Linked DNA regions of Homo sapiens: region 1 is linked to region 2. Evidence: chromatin loops called from intact Hi-C (ENCODE). Cell type or tissue: Calu3. All regions are shown on one strand.

The links. Hi-C counts contacts between places; a loop is a spot of excess contacts. Peaks named below come from ENCODE experiments on the same cell type or tissue, not always from the same donor. Only the 100,000 strongest peaks of a DNase experiment are listed, where the experiment ranks them.
Region 1: it touches region 2 in a loop (7-fold over the local background); 2 of 110 quality-filtered maps call a loop at or near these places.

The regions. Positions count from the first base shown.
Region 1 is chr4:105,961,198-105,969,197 of GRCh38, forward strand. NPNT (nephronectin) reads left to right here. Exons shown (of 12, transcript NM_001033047.3): 11 at 5,991-6,247; 12 at 7,698-8,000. The coding sequence ends at 7,793. Among named protein-coding and RNA genes, the nearest start is that of NPNT, 70 kb to the left of the region's middle. In Calu3, no CTCF peak of the experiment used is centred here; a DNase peak (open chromatin) is centred at 6,044.
Region 2 is chr4:106,059,197-106,067,196 of GRCh38, forward strand. All of the region lies in intron 25 of TBCK (TBC1 domain containing kinase), which reads right to left. Among named protein-coding and RNA genes, the nearest start is that of NPNT, 170 kb to the left of the region's middle. In Calu3, no CTCF peak of the experiment used is centred here; a DNase peak (open chromatin) is centred at 3,435.

The DNA of each region.
Region 1 (8,000 bases), 98 kb before region 2:
AATACTCAGAACATCTGCAGCATTATTGTGTTTTTGACTGTACCACAGGCTGGCCTCAGTAGGTGTGCATGTGGTAGTGTGCATGATCTGATTAGCAGATCACAGACCTGTAGATTAGACTGACTGACCACTGACCTGGAGTAGTTTGCTACAGAAGGAGGGATCTTTGGCAGTCATGTATGACAGAATGGTGAATAATATTTATGGTCATAATGAATGATTCCTTCAAGTAAGTTACACTGGGGAGAGTAATTCATGCTAAACTCAGGAGAATTCACTGCACTTCTATGTAAACAATCTATGTAAAATACTTGAGTTTTAGAATTTAAATACTGTATTTTAGAACCAATTTAGTCCTTTTCAACATTTTTTTATTATTCATTATATTTGTAAATGTTTAAATTTGTTGTGACCCAAATCTCCCTTTCTCTCTGATGGAAAAATGAGAAGAGGGTTAGAAATTAGAATGGTAGACAAAGAAATTTGAAATCGTTATTGGACCGTGTTAGTACAGAGCAAATTGAAAGGAAGAGATGCCTGCTTGAGTGATTGGATAACTCGTGATGATTGGCTACGGTCCCTGGAGGATGCTTTTCTAGAATTGGTCCAAGTTTTTACCAAGAACTTAGATAAATAGGACATTGAACTTAATATTGAAGATAAACTGACCAAACTACGGTTGACTCAAATCTGGAGAGGAAAGTGACTATGTGTGCTGATACAACCAGCATTCGAAAAATTAGATTAATGGGTCACAATTAAGAAGGTGAAATGTAATGGGGTTGAGTCGAAGTTATGGCTCATAGTCGAGAAACCAGTCACACATCTGAGTGAGGGGGAAGACCTGACATATCACTAAGGGTAGAAGACTTTAGAGTTTTAGTGTGTAATGAAATCAATCTAAGCGAACCTTGTGATGTTGCTGCCAGAAATATGGACCATCTCTATAGAAATATGCTATGTTTCAAGAATGAAAATCCACTTTGGTTAAGTGGTGAATCCACTTTTGAGAATTCTTTTTTTCTAATATGAGAAGAATAGAGTTGGTCACTTAGAAGAGGATGACCTGCATGGAAAGGTATCTCCAAGCTTGTGAAAAACAGGCAAAGGAACCATAACGTTTAGCCTGGAGAAGAAATGATGCATCAGGGTTCCTTTTCAAATAATTGACTAGGGTTAGAGTTGTTCTCTGTGACCGAAAGGGGATGAGAATAGGATTGATGGGTAAAAAATACAGGGAGATTCATTTTGGCTCACTGTCATCTAAAAAGAGAACAGGCTGACATGGAAAGAGTGAGTTATCTTGGTGGAAGCATTTGACTGGGTGACATATGGCAAGATACTGTTAAAAGGTTTTGAGCATCAGATGAAAGTTGGATTAGAAAACCTCTAAACCAGCTCTGAGAGCCTGATTCAGAATGGAATGTGGAAATAGTCCCAAGAAATTCAGTGAGCAGGATTCTAGCTTGGAAAGAAGGATGGGAAGACCAAAAGATGGCAGAGAGTTGGAAGGCAGGATATGTGAGGATGGAATTGCAGAATATATTTTTAGAATATGTTGAGAGAATTATAACCCAGCACTGATGGGAAAATACTAATAAAGCTTACCTTTTCATGGTTTTTTATTCTAGGAAATTCAGGTGGATGGAGTGTATGTGTGTGTGTGTGTGTGTATGTGTGTGTGTGTATGTATGTGTATGTGTGTGTGTATCACATGTGAAGGCCAGAGAAGAATATAAAAAATCGGCTAGACACAGTGGCTCACCCCTGTAATCCCAGCACTTTGGGAGGCTGAGGTGGGTGGATCACCTGAGGTCAGGAGTTCAAGACCAGCCTGGCCAACATAGTGAAACCCCGTCTTTACTAAAAATACAAAAATTAGCCAGGCGTGGTGGCAGGCACCTGTAGTCCCAGCTACTCAGTAGGCTGAGGCAGGAGAATCGCTTGAGCCTGGGAGGCAGAGCTTGCAGTGAGCCGAGATCACGCCACTGTACTCCAGCCTAGGTGACAAAGCAAGACTCCGTCAAAAAAAAATAATAAATAATAATTTCTGTGTATTATTCTAATTACCAAGCTAATTATTTACCTATTTCTATCTAGATTATACCACTTATAAAAGAATATGTGTTTGGATATCCAATTATGGATGATTTTAATGATGTGCAGTTCTAATCCAAGATCCAGATTTGTAAATATTCTTATATGCTAATATTTCTAAGAAAACTCTCAAAACTCAAAACCTTAAGAAATAGCTGCAAAATAAGTGCATTTGCTAGCTGCCTTTCATGGTGCTATTAGGTTTTATCACATTCAGTCACAGTGAGATGTGAAATTAACAATGCCTCTAAGAAATGGAAAATTGTGCTGCTGACAGACATGGTGATGCGCTGCAGGTATGTAGCTGTGGCCCTGGGGACACACCCTTCTCCTGTGTGTGTCAAAGCTAGAACTAAGGCCCTTTTCCTGGAACCTTGATCTCTGGAGAACAAGGATTAAGGGCAACTGACTCAGCACTCTGTCTGCCACTGATAGCTACAAGGAATTTGCTTACATATGTATCAAGTATGCCAGCATGTACATACAAGTATGTCTATTTCAGCATTAAAACATTATTTTAAAATACACATAAATGTAAAATAAATCAACAATATAAGTGAAAGCTTTCTACCATCCCTGACTCCCATTCACCACCCAGCAAGATGCAGCCAGTTTCTTGATTATGTTCTCAGAGAGATATTTTTGGATACAATGGCATTCTCTTCTGTGCCTTGCCTTTGTCACTTATCGATACTACCTTAAGAGTTAACAGGAAGAACATGGACTTTGAAGCCAGAATACCTGGTCTGGAACCCAGCACCACCACATACTAGCTTTGACCTTGAGCAAGTTACTTAAATGGGGATAATAAGTACTATCCACTAAACATATGTAAGGCATTTCAAGCAGTGCCTCGCCCAGAGTTACCACTAAAATAGTATTAGCCATTGTGGCTGAAGCATGTCCCCTGTCAGTACATACAGAACACCCTCATTCTTATTTATGGCTGGCTGCTATTCCATTACTCATCAGATGTACCACAATGTATTTAGCCAGCCCTCCACAGAGGAACATAAGTTGTTTCAAGACTTTAGGTAGTTCAGACAGTAGTGCAGTGAATAACCCTATACATTCATTATTTAATATATGTTAGACTATATCCATAGAATAAATTCCTAAATGTGGAATTGCTATGTCAAAAGAGAATTTGTATTTTGAATTTTGATAGATTTTATTAAATTGCCCTTTATAAAGGTTGTAGCAATTTACACTTCTTCCTACAATATTTGAAAACCATTCCCAATATATTATAAAAGTATTTTCAAAATCTTTGCCAATCTTATAGGTTAAAAGGAATCTCTTTTAATTTTACTTTGCATTTCTTTTATTGTGAAAAGTTGATCACATTTTCATATATTTGTCATTTTTTCTCTGATGTTCTTTATTTTTCTTTAGTATTTTTATTGATTTATGGAAGTTTTCTATACAAAAAGAAAAATTATCCTTTTTTAATTTGTTGCAAATATTTAAAAACATTTTTGTTTGTCTATTTTATGGTATTTTTATCTTAACATGCAAATTTGGAAACTTAAATGTTCTTCAGTAAGAAATTGGCTAAATGGTTATTGGCATACTTGCAGCAATGCAAAGTGTATTTGCTACCATAGAAAAATGGTTATACAAGAAGCAACTTACAACACTGCAAATATAGTATTCCTTTTTTTAAAAAAAGTTCATATTCATGTGCATTTATGTGAATGTATTACATAAGAAAAGTTCAGAAGTCAAAACCTTCACAAATACCTCTAGATTTTGTGAATTGAAAATTTAAAGGCACCAACCACTACAGAATTAAAAATAAATAAACTAACATTTTATAACCCAACTTTCTGGTCAAGTTTTGCAGCATCTATTATTTACCCTCCCTCCCCAAAATTCTTGAGATATTGTGATACTGTAAACTGAATGAATGTTTAATATAATTGTACATTTATCACCAGAATTATGAAATCAGAAGTGAAAATTTTAATAGGTAACTTGCTTGACACTGAATCAATTTTTCCCTTAGTTAATGTTCCAACTTGTATCATTTCCTTTATTACAAAGGGAACGAATTCTTCATGGCCAAAAAAAAAAAAAAAAACGGCAAAAGCAAAACCTGGTGCGCACAGAGTAGCTCTACAGAGGAAGAACAATCATAACCTCATTTATCATGTTGTAAATTTTAGAGTTTTAAATGCATATGCAAAGAATACCTTGGTGTGTTAGGTTGTCTTGTTTGCAGGTAGCGTCTGGCAGAATGGTATCAGTGTACATTCCACAGGGACTTAATCCTTGTTTTCTCGAAACTTGCAGGTTAACTGTAATAACCTTATATCTTAGTCTTAACCAGAGTACCTGTGATGATTCAAAAGCTGACTTATAGTGAGACATGTAAATATTTTGGCCCAAAATATTGTTTGGATTAGTTTGTGGAGGAAGGGGACAAGGGAAGTGGGAGAAAGATTCTTAAGACATTATGTATTTTTAGTGATTCAAGTACGTGAATCAAGGATCTATTTCCCTGCAGTTTTTTGCTGTATCCTTGGAACATCATTCGTTGATTCAAACATCCTTAAACACCTGCTGCCTGCTAGCAGGGTAACACAGAGGTTTGGGGGAAACTTTGGTTCAGACTTTTAAGTTGTTCACAACCTGCTGGGGAGCCCTTAGCACAGAGGCTGGCACACAGTAAGTGCACAGAAATCACCTGTGACCTATAGAGCTCCGACGGGACTTGTTAGAGAAGACACTGGAATAAAAAGTTAATACCAAATTTTATCATGTCCTGTATAAATTAAGCATAAGAAAGAGATGATAGTTTATATCTGTTAACTGAAAACTAAATGGGATTACTACCAAAATAGATACACATGTTCAACATTCCAACCATTTTTCTATGGAAAAACCAGTGTTGAAACATACAGTGTGTTTTCAGTTGACTGAGATAAAATAGCCTGAGGGAATGTCATTTGTACATGGATCAAGTTTCAAAATACTACTTGCAACTTTCTCTCTCTTGAGAAGCAGCACCCCCCACTTCACTGCTGCTTAACCATTTTTTTTCTAATGCAGTTTCCTTAACAACAGAGGGAAGAAAACTCTGTAGCCCTAGGGATCTGAGAACATCATCAAAGTGGTCTATCTAAAGTGAAAGTTTTTATTAATATTTGTGTTCATGTATATATAATAGGACATATTTATAGAATAGATATGATATAGATTTGTTTTACTATAAAAATGTTTTAAATGGCTTACCTCCAAATAAAATTGAAGCTCCAGGAAGACGGGGAGGGTTTCCTGAATACCTCTGTATCTTCCTGGTGTTAGATTTACACCAGTGTGAGAAGCTCTGCCAACTCTGATTTTTTTTTTAAAGAACCTTTACGTTTAGAGATTTTTTTTTTTTAAGTTGGGGGAGGAGAGAATAAGCAGATATAGGGCCCTTTAAATCACCATCTGCTTTACTGTTCAGAGGTTAATTATCCACCAGAAAATTCTCCCTAGAAATTTAGGGTCAGTTTTACCAAACCACCAAGCCAGATCGCCAGGGGTGTTGGACAACGTTATCATAAACTGGTGAGGGTCACAAGGTGGTGAATGTGTATATGTTGTTGTATGCCTATATGTCTGATCATATTCCACTGGAAATATTCATAGTGTTTGGTTACTAATTATTGTGTGTCTCTGGCATTACTTGTACTTTCCATGAGCAAAGTAAGTGAATGTTTTCTGTAAACACATACCATAGAACTTAAGACAGGCATACAAATAAGTCATATTTTTCTTCTTCAAAAATCTGGAATTCTTTACAAAGAAAAGAAAAAAAAAAAAAAACTAAAACTCCTGTCCATGCTGCTTGTTCTAGAAAGGGATATTGGCACATACACACAGCCCTGCTTTTCCCATTCCAGGTGGACAATATCTGACAGTGTCGGCAGCCAAAGCCCCAGGGGGAAAAGCTGCACGCTTGGTGCTACCTCTCGGCCGCCTCATGCATTCAGGGGACCTGTGCCTGTCATTCAGGCACAAGGTGACGGGGCTGCACTCTGGCACACTCCAGGTGTTTGTGAGAAAACACGGTGCCCACGGAGCAGCCCTGTGGGGAAGAAATGGTGGCCATGGCTGGAGGCAAACACAGATCACCTTGCGAGGGGCTGACATCAAGAGCGTAAGTAGATCCACAAAGGAGGCAGGACCTGGGACGTTTTCCTTTCATAGGAGAACTCTGGGATCTGAATTTGAAGAAGCCTTGCTGTGTGAATTCAGGCTCAGATAAAGGTTTGGGTTTTTTTCTGGGCCTGATGACTCCATTCAGTGTCTCTTTCTGAAACCACTTTCTGCTTCTTCATCCTTCTTCATTGCAACCTGTGATCACCACCTCTCCCTAACCCTGGTAAAGATCCATTTTTTTTTAATGGAAAAAAAAATCTAGGAATAGAAAAGTTTTTTTGGTTTTTTTTAAAGTTGATCAACAGAAACTTCCAAGGGTGGGGTGGTGAGCTTAATTGTTCCTGCTTTCCCTTTCCTTTTAATTCCTTAGATTTCAAACTTTTACTACCATAAATTACCCAGGAGATGGTTCTTTTTTCTTTTTTGAAATGTTTCTTTCAAGTTCAAATTTTTTTCTTTGTTTCAGAGATCACAGTTAAGCAGCGTAGGGTGGGAACTCAGAACTACAATTGGAAAGCACTATTCTATTCAGGACAGGATGTGGGAAGTGCTTTGATGGAATATATAAATTTGATCTTAAGTAATCAAGACATAGGTAGCAAAAAAATGGTCTAGGGCATCCCAACAAAATTATGAATGCATTTGGGAAAATGTCATCATTTTGCTGGTGCTTATGAAACTTGCTGTTGGGAGATACCTATGCCTGTATGTAGGTATAGTTTATAAGAAACCATTTTAGAAAGAAAAGATAGATTCCATTAATACAGTTTTTATCAGAGTACTTGGATTTTGTTTAATTCTTACATATTTTTTCTTAAAACTTTTCTCAGTATTTTTATTGTTTAGAGAAATAAAACAAGATAATCATTTTAAATCATAGCACTTAGGTTTTCTCTTGTTTTATAAGGAGCAAGGATGCTCTATAGAAAATATAATGTAAGAATAATAAAAGTTTTTGGTTTTTACATAGGTAAAGCAACAGTGTGATTGGATTATGGTGTTTGATTCTATTCCATTTTCAGCAAGAAAGCGATGTTAACCACAAAGGAACTAAGAAACATTTAAGATAGGCTGTGTGATTATGATCTTTCAGATCTTTGGCTCCTAATATCTGTTCCTTTATATTCTATCACACTCTTCTAACTTTGGTAATCCTTGACAAAAGTGTGCACTTTATAAACAATCCTAAATCGAATTGGTCTATAGCTTAGAATGGCTTTTTAAAGAATAATTGATTCTGAGTAATGTGGTCTGATGAACAGTTTGATGACTTCAGTTTCTACTGAAAGAGAAGCTTCAGTGATACTGGCAACTATATTCTGTTTTTTTCCTCCTGCAAAATAAGTTTAAAATTGGTTTGGGGGAAGGTTTGCCTTTATTTTTGCTTAATAAGGAGGCATTAGAAAGGGGCAGAGGAGGCTTGACTGGTGTGTGCATTCTCTCCCTAGGTCGTCTTCAAAGGTGAAAAAAGGCGTGGTCACACTGGGGAGATTGGATTAGATGATGTGAGCTTGAAAAAAGGCCACTGCTCTGAAGAACGCTAACAACTCCAGAACTAACAATGAACTCCTATGTTGCTCTATCCTCTTTTTCCAATTCTCATCTTCTCTCCTCTTCTCCCTTTTATCAGGCCTAGGAGAAGAGTGGGTCAGTGGGTCAGAAGGAAGTCTATTTGGTGACCCAGGTTTTTCTGGCCTGCTTTTGTGCAATCCCAATGAACAGTGATACCCTCCTTGAAATACAGGGGCATC
Region 2 (8,000 bases):
AATGTGTAATAATAATTCAGTTAAACAGTACACTTAGAGGGTTGTTGGAAAAATTGTATATACAGGAACACCTCATTTATTGTGCTTTGCTATAGTGCATGTCACAATTATTGCATTTTTAACCAATTGAAGGGTTGTGGCAATCCTGTGTCAAGCAAGTCTATTGGTACCATTTTTACAATAGCATGTGCTCACTTCATACCTCTAAGTTCCATTCTAGTAATTATTGCAATATTTGAAACGTTTTCATTATTATTATATCTGTTATGATGATCTGTGATAAGTGATCTCAGATGCTGCTATTGTAATTACTTTGGGGGATATGAGCCATACCTATATAAGATGGCAAACTTAGTGAATAAATGTGTTTTGACTGCTCCACTGAATAGCCATTTCTGTTTCTCTCCTTCTCCTTAAGCCTCCCTATTTCCTGAGACACAAAAATATTAAAAATATTAAAATTAGGCCAATTAATAACCTCAAAATGGCCTTTGGTGTTCAAATGAAAGGAAGAGTCACATAATTTTCACTTTAAATAAAAAATCTAGAAATAAGATTAAGATTAGTGAGGAAGGCATGTTGATAGCCAAGATAGCCCAAAAGTTGGGCATTTTGGGCCAAACAGCCAAGTTGTGAATGCAAAGGAAAAATTCTTAAACGAAATTAAAGGTGCTACTCCAGTGAACACACAAACGATAAGAAAGCAAAACAGCCTTCTTACTGATACAGGGAAAGTTTTTGTGGTCTGGATAGGAGATCAAACTAGCCACACCATTCTCTTAATCACCATCTGCAGAGCCAGGCCTTAGCTCTCCAATTCTATGAAGGCTGTGAGAGATGAGGAAGCTGGAGAAGAAAAGTTGGAAGCTAGCAGACATTGGTTCATGAGCTTTAAGAAAAGAAGCTGTCTCCATAACTAAAAGTGTAAGGTGAAGCAACAGGTACTAATGGAGAAACTGCAGTTATCCTATCCAGAATATCTAGCTAAGATTGCTGATGACACTAAACAGATTTTCAATGCAAATGAAGCAGCCTTTGATTGGAAGAAGATGCCATCTAGGGCTTTCATAACTAGAGATAAGAGATCAATGCCTGGCTTCAAGGCTTCAAAGGATAGGCTGACTCTCCTGTTAGAGGCTAATGTAGATGGTGACTTTCAGTTGAAGCTAATACTCACTGACCATTCCAAAATCCTAGGGCCCTTAAGAATTATGCCAAATCTACTCTGCCTGTGTTCTATAAATGGAACAACAAAGTCCGGACGACAGCACACCTGTTTGCAGCATGGTTACTGAATATTTTAAGTTCTTTGTTGTGACCTACTACTCAGAAAAAAAGATTCCTTTCAAAATATTATTGCTCATTGACAATGCACCTGGTCACCCAAGAGCTCTGACGGAGAACATACAAAGAGATGAATGTTGTCTTCATGCATTCTAACACATTTTGCAATCCATGGATGAAGGAGTCATTTCAACCTTCAGGTCTTATTCTTTAAGAAATACATTTTGTAAGGCTGTAGCTGCTATAGATAGTGACTCCTCTGATGCATCTGGGCAAAATAAATTGAAATCCTCTGGAAATAATCCACCATTCTAGATGCCTTTCAAAACATTTGTGACTCTTGGGAGGTCACAATATCAACATGAAATGGAGTTTGGAAGAAGTTGATTCCAACCCTCATGGATGACTTTGAGGAGTTCAAGACTTCAGTGGAGGTAGAAAGTGCAGATATGGTGGAAATAGTAAAAGAACTAGAATTAGAAGCAGAGCCTGAGATGTGGCTGAACTGCTGCAATCTCATGATAAAACTTGGATGGATGAGGAGTTGCTTCTTATGAATGTGCAAAAAAAAAAGTGTTTTCTTGAGATGCAATCTACTTCTGGTGAAGATGCTGTGTCATTTTTGACAACAAAGCATTTATTATATAAATTTATTTGATAAAGCAACAACAGGATTGGAGAGTATTGACTTGATTTGGAAAGAAGTTCTTCTGTGAGTAAAATGCTGTTAAATAGCACTGCATGCTACAGAGAAATCTTTCATGAAGAGTCAATTGATACGGCAAACGTCATTGTTGTCTTATGTTAAGAAATTGCCACAGCCACTTCAATCTTTAGCCACCATTGCCCTTTAGGAACCTTTAGCAACCATCAGTCAGTAGCTATCAGTGTGGAGGCAAGACCTTGCACCAGTGAAAAGATTATGATTTAGAGAAGGCTTGGGTGACTGTTAGCATACTTTTTTTTTTTTTTTTAGCAATAAAGCATTTTTTGATTAAGGTATGTATGTACTTAATTTAGATATAATGCTGTTGCATACTTACTAGACTACAGTATAGTGTAAACCACTTTTATATGCACTGGGAGACAAAAAAATTGTGTGATGCATTTTATTGCCATATTTGCCTCATTGGGTTGGTCTGGAACTGAATTTGCAGTATCTTTGAGGTGTGCCTGTGTTTCTGTGAGTGTGTGTGTGTGTGTGTGTATATGCCCGATTCACAGGCAGATCCTTATTACAAGATGGTTTCCTTCTATCCTCTCTTCTTCCGTTATCCTTTCCTTAATCACTCCTTTTATAGGAGAGAAATTTACAACACTTTGCAAACGCATAGATTCAAATGTAAAATGCAAACTTGTCCCCAAATGGAATGTGAGATACGGCTTTATGGTGTTCATGGTGAACTCTTTATGATGGAGGAGTGATTTTTACCAGTGACTCTTAATGTACTGGGTCACAAACGCTTTGGCAATCAGATAAAGACTATGAATATTGTGTCTCAAAAAATGGCATTTATGTGGAACACTTTACACATAATTTCAATTAGTTCAAAAACCTCCTGAAATTCATGATGAACTCCAGGTTAAAAAGTTTTCTTTTATACTATGTTTTAATTTTTAAAATTATGTTAGTGACTTAGTGTTTGTGAATATGGCAATTAGGATCTTCCTATAGATTTATAGATTAGTGATTAATAATAGTTTCTACTTTTAAACAAGTCCTTCCAGAAATGGCTATGTGGAAATTTTTTTGAAAAGCAAACTATGATAGAAAAGTTTGCTTGAAAACAATTCTTGTTCTTAAAAACATGCACTGGCTTATGTGAGAAGACAAGGCTCTTCTGATAAAATTCCATCATCTAATATCATTTTGTATCAGGAGCCCTAATAAGTCTTGTGGTAAATTTTCTTTTGATCTATGACATTTGGGAACTGAATTTCAGCAACAAGCATTTATCAGCTTCTGTTTACACTAGACAACTGAGACTAGTAAACCCACACTGTGTTCAAGCCACTGGTCATATTACACAAAGTACGCTATGCCCTGAAAAGAATGTATACAATAAAAACTGAGATTCAAAAAACAGTTAGGACTATGATGGATCACAGCCAAGTTCCAACCTCTGTGGGTCAAATGGGAGGGCAACTATGGTTAGTTTCTTATTCAGCCACAGACATTCCTGTGGTAAGGAGTAATTAAATGGTGGGCTGTGGAGTACAGGGTGGGTATGTAGAATAACACATATTGAGACAAGATAACTTTCATCCTGTGTCAGGTCACAAATGTGAGTGCCAAAGATCACAAGATTAAGATGATGACTTTGCAGTTTTTCCTGGAAATTGGAAAAAAGCTTGCTCTCTCTTTTTAAAAACTGCTTATATTTTACCATATAATATTTCTAGTAAACATGTTAAAAAACCAAGAAAACCAATGTCTGGATTAGGTGTATTAAGGCCCTCTTCACTACTACTTTGCTTTTTACTACACAAAACTTATGAAAAGCTATAAGAATAAGGACTCAACAGGAGTTTTTAGTTCATGAGTCTTTCGAAGTAATCTTTTATCACTTAACAAATCAGAGTTATGTAGAAGAGTTTCCACTGTTACTCCCAACTTTTATATGATGTCCAGCATGTTCAAGGTGCATTAATATATAAACTATTTTCTTATAATCTAATATAAACCTACAGACTAAAACATTTGCTGACGAGCAAGGCAAGAAAAATGTCAGGAAGAAAGCCAAGTTTAACCATAGCCAGTGCTTATAGGTATAACAAGATCAAGAAAGAATTCCTTGCATACTTGAAGCTGATAAAGGATATTCACTTCTCATTCTTTAACTAAATGCTTAAGGTATAAAGAGGTCTAATAAATTTTAGAACAGGTAAAAAGACCCATGACACGTTTAGAAGTTCTAGAAGTATCATATTAATCTGAAGAACTAGATAGATACTATCTGGAGCTAGAGAAGTTTAATACAGGGACAACACATATGCTGAATTGGTTTACAGTGTCTTATGAAGTTATTTTGACTCTTTTGAACACATAATTGTAGAAGGATAATCTCAGGTGCCTGAGACCAAAGGCTAGAGGAAGAGCTTGAGCAAAGGGGGGAAGGTGACAGGGCTAAAGAGAGAAGGGTGCCACGGTCTGAATGTTTGTGTCTTCCCCAAATTCATATGTTAAAATCTTAACCCCAAGGTAATGATATTAGGAGGGAGGGCCTTTGGGGGTGATGAGGTCATGAGGGGAGACCCTTCATGAATAGAATTAGTACCTGATAAAAAGGACCTGAGAGAGCTTCCTTGCCCCTTCTTCCACATGAAGACACAGCATAAAGATGGCCATATATGAACTATGAAGTGGGCTCTTACCAGAGCCTTTATCTTGGACTTAGTCTCCAGAACTGTGAGAAATAAATTTCTATTGTTATAAGCCACCCAATCTTTGGTATTTTGTTCTTGTAGCCTGAATGAACAAAGAGACTAGCAAAAGGTAAAGGCTACCAATGATCACCACAATATCTTAAAACTTGGTTTAGCTTGGTTAAGGAATCCAGGAAGTAATGGGGAGCCGGGAGAGGGGGGAAAAGCCTCATATTACCACAACACAAATTAACTTCCAACCTATCATCTACAGATCAAATATACTAGGGCTACAGGGGAGTGTAAATTAACACAATTGGGTTGTTACCTTATTTTAAAAAGTAGATGCAATGGCATGTCTTGCTTATTATGAATCTGATCATTTTTATTTAAAAACAACTGAAATCACATTTTAAACTTAATTATTACATGCCACATGTAGAAAGTATCAGTTACTCACACTGTTTAGTGATAGAATATCCACATAAACTGTCTCTTGTCTAGGTTTCTAGACAAGAATAAAATATTATTCAGATATACATTACTCTTTTCTATTTTTTGTTTTGCTTTAAAGAATAATTGCCCATCTGCCTGCAACTAGATATGTTTAGATGAATATTTCTTTTGATAACAAAAGAAAAGTATTAACTTTGTGCCAAGAATATAACAATTTAAGGGTAAGATGAACTGTCTCTAATATTTTCTGAAAAGATAAGACAAAGTGAGAGGCAAAGATTCCTCCAGTTTCTTTTGTAGATATCCTTTTGAATGTGATACACTGTTGGGGATAAAATATTAGTGGTCTCATAATCACAAAATATTATCTAGATATAGTTAATAATTAATTTTAGTCTTATGAGTTTCAGAGACTAACATACCAATAAGACATTTACACTTTTTCTTAAAACTAAAGTTATAAAAACACTAATTGGAGCTTTCAATTTCTTCTATTCTATGTTGTTGGCCAGTTTTCCAGTCTGAGACCCATCACTGTCTCTAGAGTTGCATCCCATTACCTTATTTTCCCACAGGGAGGAAAACAGCACAATAACACATTAAGCATGCTATGGTACCAACTCATTATTCTTACTAAACATCACGATTTACTTTCAGGAAAGAGATGGATTCACTATGGAGTTTTTACAAGCTGAAACTTTGACCTTATGTTAGAAGTAGGGTAATGTGGGTAATGGTTGCCATGGGTATCAAAACAAATTATACATTTTCCACTAGGTAACATTTGATTAATGTCAAAATAAAAATTCTCCTTTATATCTGAACACTCTGCTCAAGGATATAAAAATGTACCTTTTTATATCCTTGTTTACTTAATACATGATATGGTAGACTAGCTCTCCCTATTGATCTGAATAGTTATTGCTTCAATTCCCAGATTTATATACTTGTTCTCTGAGATTAATTCAGCATGCTTCAGTTTTGTAAGAGGTATCTTTCTGGGGCTCTCTGTATATATCCTGCTGGCATGTTTTGTTTCTAAGCCCAGAGAATCTAATTACAGTTTAGTAGCCAAAGATGTAATATCTCACATGACTTTTTAAAAAACGATTATTTTTGCAACAGCACAAGAGTGAGACTTTGCCGTGTTTTTCATTTTAAATGTGACACAATAAAGGCTTGAATTGACTTCATGCTTGTTTTGATACAAAGGTCTTCCTACCAATAGATGCAGTCGACATTTGTTTGGCTTGTCAAATTAAACTCATCCATACAGCAACAAGGATTAGCACAAAAACGGGTCTACCCTGTGAACAGTACCATACATTTCAGAGATCTAGGACTCCACTTCACTCATTAGAGATTATCTGATTTTTCTTAAGACTTAGTAATATAGCTTTGCTTACAGCATATTTGACTATACTTGATTATACTATACACTATAGCTCATTGCTTTATTTAACCTTTAAGATAAAGTGAATTAAGGAATAACTGACAAGTGGGATTTAGCAAGACTAAATTCTGGCCTAGAGAAGCCTCTACATGGTACCTTAAGTAAACTAAGATCTTTGCAGTCCTTCTTTACTCTGTTCTGGTGAAAAGCAATGTTTTATCTAGATAAAAAATGGCAGATTCCAAAGGTTTTCTGATGTATTTAATGTGGAAGCAGGGCCAAATACAAATACAAAAGGGGAAGTGGTAATTGTAAAGAAACCATCTTATAGCAATAAACCGCTAATCAATTGTAATTACAGGAAATAGTTAATGAATACATATTAAAATGGTATCACATGGCTTCTGATTATATAATACTTATTCAGGCACATGAATAAGCTGTATTTCTCAGATCCATTCTGTCTTCTATGTGAGTTTAGATAATATATCCAATACATCTGGTCACTGTATAGTAATTTCTGCATATCTGTATGACAAAAGACACTCCAGTACTAATTTGTATGTCAAATGGATGATTTTAATGCTGTCAGCTGCCAGCTGCAGCACACTGATTTTCACTTAGAAGAAAAGCTGTTAGTTTCCGAAGATTCACTTAAAAAAAAACCCAAAATACCTTCAGAGGTTAAAAAAGACCTCATCAGAACAACTCTTATGAAAACTTCTTCACTACTACTGATCAGAAAGTGTAGGGCTCAGATAAGCGGGTGATATTAGGGTAGCCTGAACACATTAAATTCTATACCTTATTTGAAAAAATTGAGGTAAAACATATATAACATAAAATTTTTCCTTTTAACCATTTTTAAGTGTAGAATTCAGTGGTTTTAAGTACGCTTGCAATACTGTACAACCATCACCACTAGTTATTTCCAATTTTTTTCATCATCTCAGAGAAACTTTGGACTCATTAAGCATTAATTTCCATTCCTCCCTCCCCCAGCCCGTGGTACCACTAATCTACTTCCTGTCTCCATGAATTTGCTGATTGTTGATATTTTATATAAATGAAATTATACAATATTTGTCCTTTTTATATGTGGATTATACTTAGCATAATATTTACATGGTTCATTCACTCTGCATCAAATATCAGAACTTCGTGTCTTTTTATGGCTGAACATTACACTGTATATACTACCTTTTGTTTATTAATTTATCTGTTGATAGACACTTGGGTTGTTTCCACCTTTGACTTGTCAATAATGCTACAATGAACATTGGTGTACAATATCTGTTTGAGTCCCTGTTTTCAATTCTTTTTGGTAAGCATCTAGCAGTCAAATTACTGACTCATATGGCAATTCCATATTTACTTTTTCAAGCAAGTGCCAAAATATTTTCTATAGAAGCTACATCATTTTACAATCCCACTATTAATGCACCAGGGTTCTAATTTCTCCTCATCCTTGCCAACACTTGGGTGTGAAGAGCTATCTCAC